2 separate regions of the Homo sapiens genome follow, and region 1 is linked to region 2. Evidence: read pairs that join two places in POLR2A ChIA-PET (ENCODE). Cell type or tissue: MCF 10A. All regions are shown on one strand. Each heading gives the region's core, and the rest is flanking DNA. Links, peaks and the distances in the headings are about the cores only.

Region 1 (5,379 bases), core at 227-5,226, 120 kb before region 2:
CTGCTGTGCACTAGAATATATTCCTTCTGCCTAACTGTAACTTTTTGCCTATGGGCCAATATTTCCTCATTTTCCTCTCTCTTGCTCTCCCTAGCCTCTAGTAACCACCATTCTACTTGTATGAGATCAACTTTTTTAGATTCCATATATCACTGTGAACATGCAGTATTTATCTTTTGATGCCTAGCTTATTTTACTTAATGTCCTCCAGGGTCATCCATGTTTCTGCAAAGAACAGAATTTCATCCTTTTTCTGGCTCAGTAGTACTCCATTGTGTATATATGCCACATTTTCTTTATCCATTTTCCATTGATGGACACTTAAGTTGATTCTGTATCTTGGCTATTGTGAGTAGTGCTGCATAAATGCGGGAGTGGAGATCTCTCTTCAATATACTGATTTCAGTTTTGGAGCATTGCTGGATATGAACAGACACTTCTCAGAAGAAGACATTTATGCAGCCAACAAACAAATGAAAAAAAAGTTCATCATCACTGGTCATTAGAGAAATGCCCATCAATGATAGACTGGATAAAGAAAATGTGGCATATATACACCATGGAATACTATGCAGCTGTAAAAAAAGGATGAGTTCATGTCCTTTGCAGGGACATGGATGAAGCTAGAAACCATCATTCTCAGCAAACTAACACAAGAACAGAAAACCAAACACCATATGTTCTCACTCATAATTGGGAGTTGAACAACGAGAACACATGGACACAGGGAGGGGAACATCACACACTGGGGCCTGTCAGGGGGCGAGGGGCTAGGGGAGGGATGGCATTATGAGAAATACCTAATGTAGGTGATGGGTTGATAAGGGCAACAAACCACCATGGCACATGTATACCTATGTAACAATGTTGCAAGTTCTGCAGAATGTATCCCAGAACTTAAAGTATAATAAAAAAAATTTAAAAGAAAAAAAGAGAAAAAGAAATATTCCCACAGGATGATGATTCAGCCAGAAACAAACACCCACCCAGAGCCCCCTCAAGCCCAGTGCTTCCTAAGACTTTATCCGCGTCTGGATGCAAGGAACTGCTCCTCTCCTTTGATCCTGCAGGCTTCACCCACCCACTGCCTGAAAATAACAGGGAGATCAGGCACAGGTCCAAGACCTTCTCCTAAATTTTAATCCTTAATCTTACCCCTGAAGACTAGGCCTCTGCTGACCTTGAACTTCACCTTCCCCCATCTTTGCATCTATCTGGCTTTTAGAGGGAGGCCTGCCCTCGGCAATGGAGAGTTCCAATTCCCTTACCTCTCCCTTTACTGCCTCCTCCCCATACCAGAATTCTATGCTGTCTCCTCTCATTCCCAGACGTTTGCTTTGCCTCCAAATTTCCTAAATTCTATGACTATTAACCCTGAGTTTGAAGCTGTTCTCTGCCCAGTGTTCTCCTGCTCTTGGACCCTAGCCCAGGTCACCTGACTCTACCAAAAGAAGTTAAGCGACTCACCCAAGATCACACAGACTGATGATGGCAAAACTCAGAGCTAAAAATGCTGCTTCAGTGTCCGGGACAGGTTAACACTGACAACTATATATTTGAGGAAATAAAAACTGCCCGACAAATGCAAGAATTTACAAAACCCATAAATACAGTATCCAAGGTCAAGAAGTTTATAGGCTTTAAAAACTCAGCTCAAGATATCACCACAATGACAAGAGCAGTCAGGAATAATGATTGAAAGATCCATAATGGTGCCTTAAGAAAATCACTTCCTTGGGAACTGCTAGAAGGAGCTAGAACAGTATTGCTCAAACTGTGTTCTATGGAAAATTAAATTCTTGGGATGTGAATTAGTATGCCTTGACAAAATAGTTTCATAATCAGGTTAGCTTAGGAGGCATACTCTATATCCCCCTTGGGATTCCCGGTGCATTTAAGTATATTTAATGTCCTAAGAAGTCCTATAGTAAAGAAACTGTTACACTTGATTTAACCTCATCTTTTCTAAATTTACTTGACTACTGCTCACTGGCTCGCTCTCACTCTCTCTCTCTCTCTCAACAGACTACCTATTTGTCCTGAGAACACAGTTTGGGAAATTCTGAACCAGGTTTATTTAACAGGTTTTTAAAACTCCTGATTCTTTACATTTAATTATTCGCTAGAATGAACCAAACTACTGTCTTTGCTCAATTCATGGGATGATCATAAATCCTGTGCCATTAGATCCTCTGACATATGCTCTTCATTGAAATGCATCCTCATTCAGTGCATTCATTTTTTTTTTTAATTATAGGACCTAACAAAGGGAATGGAGAGTAATCACATCATTCCAAGACCCTTCCTTTGCAGTCCTGTAGTCACAGCTCCAAAGACTCTGGGTTTTGGAGTAAGAGCTGTAACTGCTCAAGAAGAATTCGTGAACAAAAGCACATCTTTCTGAGGAGGCAGAATATCACAGGCCTATGACACCAGACTGCTGGAAGAGGCACTAGAGGTTGACAATAGATTCCAACATCTCATAAACCAGGAAGCAGCCTCAGGAAGGTTGGCAGCTGCCAAACCCATAGGCTAAGCAGTGGTGGGACTGTGATTCAAACTCAGATATTTTGGTTCATCTGCCAGGAAATTTTTCCTGTCCTGGAATTATCTGCTCTTCTCAGGAGGGAAGAGCTCAGTCCTCTTCATCCTGAAACCCATCATAGGAAAGGCAAGAAGGAAATGCACCAAAATGTTAACTGTGGTTGACACTGAAGTGGTAATTTGGTCTTTGTTCTATTTTTTCTGCATTGACCAAAATGTTTACAAAGGACATACATTGCTTTTATGCCAGAGCAAAGTTATGTTTAAAAACATTTTAAAAGCCAGAAGGTAAAGTACATACCCTGGAAAGCATTGTGTACGTGGCTCCGCTCCTAGTTGTTGACCAAAATAAGCAGAGCTAATGAAATGCCATGGCATTTCCCTGTGCCAAGGGAGGCATTAGGCTGTTCTCAATGAATGACTCACGGAGGCAGCGTATAGAGGCCTCCCTGCTGGCTGCTGGCGGGGCATCGGCTCTCTCTGGTAGGCATTGTGCTGCTGTGGCTTCACCCACTGACTGGCACGGAGCAGAGCCCTGCTTCATCGCCTTTGGTAATTTCCTCTTAAAGCATGTGTCTCCAGTGGGCTTTGAATGGCTCCTCTGTGATTTCTAAACTCAACCTAACTGAGTATACAATTTTAATTGGAAAAAAATGGCTTGACGTTGCCTTTCTGTATTTATACACCAGCCTCCCACCTAGCAAAAACTAACTGTGTCTAAAAACAAGCCTAACTGTGTCTAAAAGCAATACTTTTAGTATTTTAATGCCTGTTTTGGAGTCTGAGCAGGTTGTACCTTGTTTACATATAAGGGGTGAGTGTGTCTGTGTGTGTGCACACATATGCGTGTATGTATGTGTGCATGCATGTGTGAGACAAAGCTAATCACTTAGGTCCTTCAATTCTAAAGAGAATAATTTGATAATCCCCTCAATCAAATAGCATGCAGTCAGTCACTTCCAAAATATCTATTTACTAAAGTTTTCCAAAAACTGTATATCCACTGTACCTTAAAGTACTCTGAATCTTGGACTATTATCATTCTTCTTAAAAGTAGCGGCTGAGGGTGTCTTCATGTCCACCATTTCCATCAATATCTCCTCATTTCTCAGTCTTCTCCGCCTGACATTAACCACAGCTCTTTGCTTCACAGCTTCCCATTTCAGGCTGTTCTTGCTCCTTCCCCTACCTCACCCTAACCTGTCCTCCCTCCCACAGTCCCAGAGTATGTTGGATCCTCCCTGCCAGCCCCCGACTCAAAGCCAACATCCTCCTCTCTGGTTTTGAATCCATCTCTTATCATTTTATCTCCCCAGGGTCCCTGATGCATTAATCACCTCTCTTGGGCACCACATCTTTAATTCTCTATTTTTTTTTTTACCAGCTTTTCCTGTCAGTTTATAAGCTTGTTCAGTTCTCACTCATCTTAAATTACTGCCCCTTAACTTTACATGGTCATCAGGTTCTTGCTTTATCTCTCTTGTTCCCTTTTCCTCAAGCTTCTCAGATGATTAGACTGAACTCACTGTCTCCATTTTCTCAAGTCACATTCCGTTCTCCCTGGAAGCAACCTGGCTCCCACAATCAAACCACTGAGAGGGTTTCTGCAAAGATTACCGATGATGAGACATCGTCTTCTCTCCTCAAAGTACTGGACATCTTCCTTGCCGTTGACCCTAATGACTGCTCATGCTTTGAGACACTCTACTCGTATGCCTTCTAACACCCTGTCTTCAGCCTTTCCTTCTTACACTCTGACTGTTCCATCTCAGCCTGTTCCACTGGCCCTTCTTTCTAGATATGCTCCTTAAACATGGAAGTTTCCAATGTTTCATTCTGCAGCATTTAATTCTTGATTCACTTCTCTTTTTATGCTACTCCTTGGGTGACTTAACCCACTTCTGTTTATGCTGGTGGCTCCCAAATATACTCTATCCAAGTCAAAGTCCTCCTGTTCTTGAGCTATAGACTCATTCCAAGTGCCTTCTTGATATCCTAACTTAGTTGCCCACTGGCACCTCAGTCAATATGCTCCAAATCAAACTTATTATCTCCTCAACATCCCAAACTTACAGCTTCTTCTACTATTCCTCATGTTAGTTTGAAAACCATCACTAGAGTGACCAACCATTCCCATTTTCCCAGGACTGAAGGGCTTCTGAGGATGTGGGACTCTCAATCTTAAAACTGTCACAATCCAGGCAAATGGAGATGGTCTCTCTAGCCACCATCCACTCATCATTGGGCCTAGAACCTTAGTCACCTTTGACTCGGCCCCCTTCATCCTCTTCTTCCATCTGCCTGTCCAGCTAATTTAATTTCCTAAATAGTTATTAAATTCCCATTTTTCTTTCCAACCCTCGCTCATGCTCTGATCATCTCTTGCCAGTTTTGCTACCCTAGCCTGCTGAGTATTCTCTCTACTGTCAGTTTTCATCCCTTTTCAATGTATGCTGTATTCAACTGCTGAAAGAATAGTTTTAAAACACCAATCTCACCCCATCTCTGCCCTGCTTAAAGCATTCCATGGGCATCCCATTGCTTGGGATAAAGCCCAAACAAGTTGATATGTCAAAGTCCTCCACGGGTGTCTTAATCTGTTTTGCATTGCTATAAAGGGATACCCAAAGCTGGGCAGTTTATAAAGAAAAGAGATTTATTTAACTCACCATTCTGCAGGTTGTACGGGAAAAATGGCACAAGCATCTGCTTCTGGTTAAGACCTCAGGAAGATCCCAGTCATGGCAAAAGGAAAAGTGGAGCTGGCATCACATGGCAAGAGAGGAAGTGGGGGAGGTGCCAAGCTCTTTTAAACAATTAGCTCTTGTGCGAACT
Region 2 (5,379 bases), core at 146-5,145:
ATCTCAGAATGTAAACTTATTTGGAAATAAGATCATTGCAGATGTAAATAGTTACATTAAATTGGTCATAATAGAGTAGAATAGGCTTTTACTTCAATATGGCTGGTGTTCTTATAAGAAGAGAGAGACACAGGGGGAAGATGGCCATGTGAAGATGGAGGCAGAGACTGGAGTGATACATCCACAAGCTATGGAATGCCAAGGTTTGCCAGCCATTTATAAGAAGCTAGGAGACAGGCGTGGAACACATTCTCCCTCTGAACCCTCAGAAGGAACCAACACTGCCGACATTTTGATTCCGGACTTCTGACCTCCAGAACAAGGTGAGAATAAATTTCTGTTGTTTGAGGCCACCCAGTTTGTGGTACTTGGTTATGGCAGCCCTAGGAAATGAATATACATGCCACACAGAAAAAGCAAGATGCAGAAAAATTAAAATAGGTAAGATTGCAGGGAAAGGAGTATTGGGTAGAGAGACTGCTCTTTATAAAGACTATGTAGAGAGTTTCACAGGTAAGATGGAATTTGAACAGGAACCTTAAGCAAGGAGGGAACAAGATAGGCAGGCATCTGGGGACAGAACCTATCAGGTCAGGACACAGCAAAGCAAAGTTCCAAAGGGAGAGGAAGCTGGACACCTGTGTGGCCGGAGCAGAGTGGATAAGGGCCAGAGGGGTGTGGGATAGAGGCAGCAGTGGGAGATAGAGACACTTACTGGCAGTGACATTGCAATGCCTTTGAGGGTTTGAGCAGATCCATAACATTATCTGGTTACTTTGTTGAGTATAAACTGTCATGGGACCAGGATGGAATCCAGGCAAAGACCCCTCAGGGGGCTCCTGAAATCATCCAACCGAGAGATGAAGATGGCTTGGGCCAGTGCGGCTGCAGGGAAGGTGAGGTGAGATGGGAATGGTATCTGATTCTGGAACTACTCAAAAGGTGAGACTAGCAGGTTTTGTGAAGGACTGGATGTGTGATGTAAGAGAAAAGAGTCAGAGAAGACCTCAGATGAGGTTTGAGGCCTGGAGGTTTGAGGTCAAGGATGAAGTTGCCATTTGCTGAGAAGGGGAACGTGGAGTGCAGGTTCATTAGAAGTTTAGCTTAAGACACAGTAAGTTTAGTATGTCATTAATCATCTCAGTGGAGATGTCAAATAGGCAGTATTCCGGGGAAAGTTGAGGCTGGAGATAGAATCTGGGAGTTCTTGGGGATGGGTGGACAGTATTTGAAGCCATGGTGCTTGATGGGCACTCCTGGCAAGTGAACGCAGATGGAGAAGGACTAGGAGAGGTCTGAGGCCTCAGGACTGAGTTCTGGGGCACCTCCTGCTATTAGAGACTGAGAAGAGATGAAGAGGTTCTACAAAAGAGACTTAGAAGATTCTAAGGAGGAGAACCAAGAAAGAAATGTTCCAGCAGCCAAGAAGAAAATGTTTCAAGAAGGGAATGGGAAAATATTACACAGCCATTAAAAATAATGTATTTGATACAACATAGTGACTATAATTAATAATAATGCATTATATAACTGAAAGTTGCTAAGAGAGTACATTTCAAGTGTTTTCACCACACAAAAATAATAAGTATGTGAGGTGATAGATATGCTAATTTGATTTAATTATTCCATAATATATATCTATCTAAACATCATGTTATATACTATATATATATAATTTTTGTTTGCAATTTAAAAAATTAATAATACATTTGAATCTTAATATTACAAAAATAGGATGATATAATCTCCAGTGGAAAAAAAAATTAGGACTCCAAACTGTATGCAGCAAAATCTTAATTTTGTTTAAGAAACATATGTAGGCATAGAAAAGAAAAACCTGAAGAAGTATAGGAAAGTAAATAGTTATTTCTGAATTTTTACTTTAGGAGGGCATTTGTTTTCTACTTTTATAGCAGTTTCTAAGCTCTTTACTATGAGCTTACTTCCCAATAAATATGTACATAAAAATTTTAAAAATCATAATAGCAAAGACTTTTAGATTCAGTGTTTTAAAAGCAAAAATATGTAACACTTGCAAAGTCTTTTAAGCAAGACAGTAGGAACTGTTGAAACGTCATGTAGTTAAGTTTTTTTGGTTGTCATAATTTTGCTGTCTTCCCCTCCAAAAAAGGAAGCAGAGAAGTATTAAAAATTTCTTTTTTTTTTTCACTTGTGTTATAATGATCTCTCTTCGGAAAGAAGCAGCATAATTAAAATAATGTAATATTTTTCATTTAAATAAGTATTTCTAAAGAAATGTAAAAGCTGGGTTTCCATTTCATTGTTAAGGATCAAGGAGACCTTGGACAGGTCACATAATAGGTCTGGGTCCTGGTTTCCTCATGTATTCAATGAGATCAACGGATGCTCCATGGCTCACAGTGTGGTTGTGAGACTCTCAGACTACATTAAATTAGAGACAGTGCAGTTGTGAGACTGAAGAGAGACCTCAGGGATGACTCTTCCTCCAGCATCCTCCAGATTCTGGCTTTGTTGCCAGCAGCCAACACTGGCAGCGAAAGATGGCTTAAACCAGTTGGCTTGCTTTGAATGCCCATAATTGGCCACACTACCTCTGCAGATGGTCCCTGAGGGCACAGCTCCTGCTTGGCAGAAGAGTCAGTGGTTTTCAACCAGGCCCCGGAAGTGTAGGTTTAATTTCTGAAGCTAGCAGTAAGATGGGAGCCACGTTGCCCTGTGATTAGCCTGATGGAGACAGCAGTCCACCTGAGCTCCGCCCACCCTGAGGCCCTGCCTGGGCATGTGCTGGAAGTTCCTTTAAACAGATTCAAATAACAACAGTTTATGTGTCTAGATACCAAAAGCATATGAGGGCAGTCTGGACTCAGCAGGCTGCACATTTCTCCAAACAAATAATTTATCACTGATTCTTTTAGCAATAAAACAGGGGAGGGAGAGAAGTTCAATAATAGAAGTAACAGGTGCAATTATAAAAGTTCCAATCATACTCTTTTGTTATGAAGTTAATTCCTCAATAAAACATGCATACAACTCAAGAACAACACACAGAGCTAATTTCTACTCTAGGAATTTGGAATAAAGTTAGATTCCTGTCCCATAGACTAGAAGCTGGTTGTTTTCCATCCAAGAGCAAGGTAATAAGCAGAAAGAGAAAACTCTTTTCATTCTCTTAAATAGCAGGTATGCTCAGGAGACATTCTCACTACCAGGGAAAAGAGAATGGGATTTGGAATCTGTAACATGATCAGCCACTTGCATACCTGGATGAGTTCATTAGCCATTCTGAGACCCCAGCCACTTTCTATTTTGGTATAGATTGGGCTAATCATATCCACTCTCAAGGTGGAGTTGGGAGGATGAAATGCTGAAAGCACAGCTGGCTTTTTTGGCTAACATTTATTGTGGGCCTACTTTGTTTCAGCAGAGCTGGGCTTTGGGTGACCCCACTGTCCACATGCCTTCCAAAACCGCACGTTACCTCTCCCAACACTGTTCAATAACCATCAGGCTGTCTCCTCCCCACAATGTGCCCACTCTGCACTTTGGGCAGCCACAATCTCCAACTTCAATTTGTGCATCTTCAATTCTGTAAAAGTAGTGACAATCTACTGCTGCTTCCCTCATGATACCTTTCCACAGTAATCTTCCTCCCTCTCTCTCTCTCAGTCAACTCTTGCCATCCCCTTACCTAATGGCATTTTCCAGCTCTCAGGAATTCTGAATCAATCTGCAATTTCTTTTCCTAGAATCCTTCCCCCCAAGAGTCCTGATCACATGTGAAACAAGTTTGGCCATTGTGCAAATTAGTTCTGTGGCCAAGTTCCTAATGCAAAGTCTAGCAGAAGCCAAGGGTGGGACTGGGAAAATGAAGTCAGTGTGACAGCCCCATGGTGAGTGGAAGGGTTGGAAGGCTTTGTGATCCAAAGGAAAAAAAAACACTAGACCAGGAGTCTCAGCCTCTCTCCCAGATCTACCCCTGAGTCCTGTGACCACTATAACACTTTTAATATCTATGGGCTTCCATTTCTTCACCTGTGAGATCAGGAGGTTGGGATCAAATCAGACATAGTAAATAGGTGGTACTGGTGCCATCATTCACTCATTCACTTACCTCCTCCCACTCCACGCACACACACATCCATGGCACATATCATTAACCAATCAGTACCTTTTTTCCTGCAGAACCCAGACTAGCCCCAGCACTCCAGGCAATCACCACCAAACAATGAGAGTTGGCACAGGATACAAGACTTCTGTCCTTCTATGACATGGATTTCTTCAGCATCCAGGTTTGCAGACTAATGAGCATCACCTTAAAGTAGGGCAGTGTAACTTCCTGGAAATCAACAATATGTACCGTCTAATGCCTCTTTACGCTGCAGCTCTGGGCAGACTGTAGAATGGCCAGGCTAGCCTGCCATGTGGGGAAACCAATCCTGAGTATAACCCACAGCTCCTTGTCCATGCAATGGGAGATGGTCCTTTAATGCCCAGCACAGATTTTTTATTGGAATTTCCAAAGAGCATATCCCATGAGCCTCGTTTCACCACAGATAATCAGACTAATTCCTCAGACTCCACAGTGCCAAGTCTTTCCTTACTTGCTAGCTTCAGTGTCTGCTTTGGCCTCCTGCCCTGCTTATGAAGCTCTGGCCCTCTCCACTGTAGATTCCACAGCCCATGACCTTGACTCAACTCTGTATCTGACTCCAGCCACCCCGGGCTGACTTGCTGCCCCTTTCTCCTGCCAGCCAGGGCCCAGCAGCCCCAGAATTGCCTGCCCTCTGTTGCCCCATCTGCCCCTGGCCACCCATCTCCAACACTGAATCTCCCCAGATGTGTCTGATGTCTCAGCACTTTCCCTACTAGCAGCGAGTGGCACTCAGCATTGGGCACTCCTCTGGCCCTGAGGGGACTGACTGTGGAACAGTGGGATCCTTGCTACCCCATGGCTTTCAATAGCTTCAGGAGCTCCCTTTTCTTGCCTGAATTTCTCTGCCTGGTTTCTAAGGTCCTGCGCAATCTAGCCTACCTTTCCCAGTTCCCATCATCCCTCTACACTAGCTACCTTGCTCTTCCCGGTGCAGCACCAGCTCCCAAGCCCACTCCCACCTGAGGCCTCTGGACATCATTTTCCTCTTGCCGGCAACTTCCTCTCCTCTTTCTCAAGGTCCCCACAACTAACAATTCTTCACAATTCAGCTTACGTCCCATCTCCTCCATGAAGCTTCTCCTGATTATGCCAGGCTTTGGTTTTTACCTAACATTTAACTTTCCTACCAGGTAATTTAGTACTTAATTATATGTTACTTCACAGGATTTTACAGAGCGGAAGTTCTTTGAGGGCAAGAACCTGCCACATGGCCTGAGTGTCTCTCCCTGGTGACATTATAACAA

What was found. ChIA-PET counts read pairs that join two places held together with the same protein. Peaks named below come from ENCODE experiments on the same cell type or tissue, not always from the same donor. Only the 100,000 strongest peaks of a DNase experiment are listed, where the experiment ranks them.
Region 1: POLR2A ChIA-PET joins it to region 2 with 5 read pairs; 2 of 35 experiments call an interaction of 5 or more read pairs at or near these places.

What each region holds. Positions count from the first base shown.
Region 1 is chr14:51,451,694-51,457,072 of GRCh38, reverse strand. It overlaps FRMD6-AS2 (FRMD6 antisense RNA 2), which reads left to right. Exons shown (of 3, transcript NR_051990.1): 3 at 2,258-2,561. It also overlaps a transcript of FRMD6 not described here. Among named protein-coding and RNA genes, the nearest start is that of LINC02310, 57 kb to the right of the region's middle. In MCF 10A, for the core only: no CTCF peak of the experiment used is centred there; a DNase peak (open chromatin) is centred at 2,962.
Region 2 is chr14:51,334,975-51,340,353 of GRCh38, reverse strand. All of the region lies in intron 1 of LINC00640 (long intergenic non-protein coding RNA 640), which reads right to left. It overlaps LOC124900595 (a long non-coding RNA gene), which reads left to right and starts at 242. Exons shown (of 3, transcript XR_943854.3): 1 at 242-323; 2 at 4,165-4,271. LOC105370495 (a long non-coding RNA gene) reads left to right here. Exons shown (of 3, transcript XR_007064165.1): 3 at 119-237. In MCF 10A, for the core only: no CTCF peak of the experiment used is centred there; a DNase peak (open chromatin) is centred at 2,653.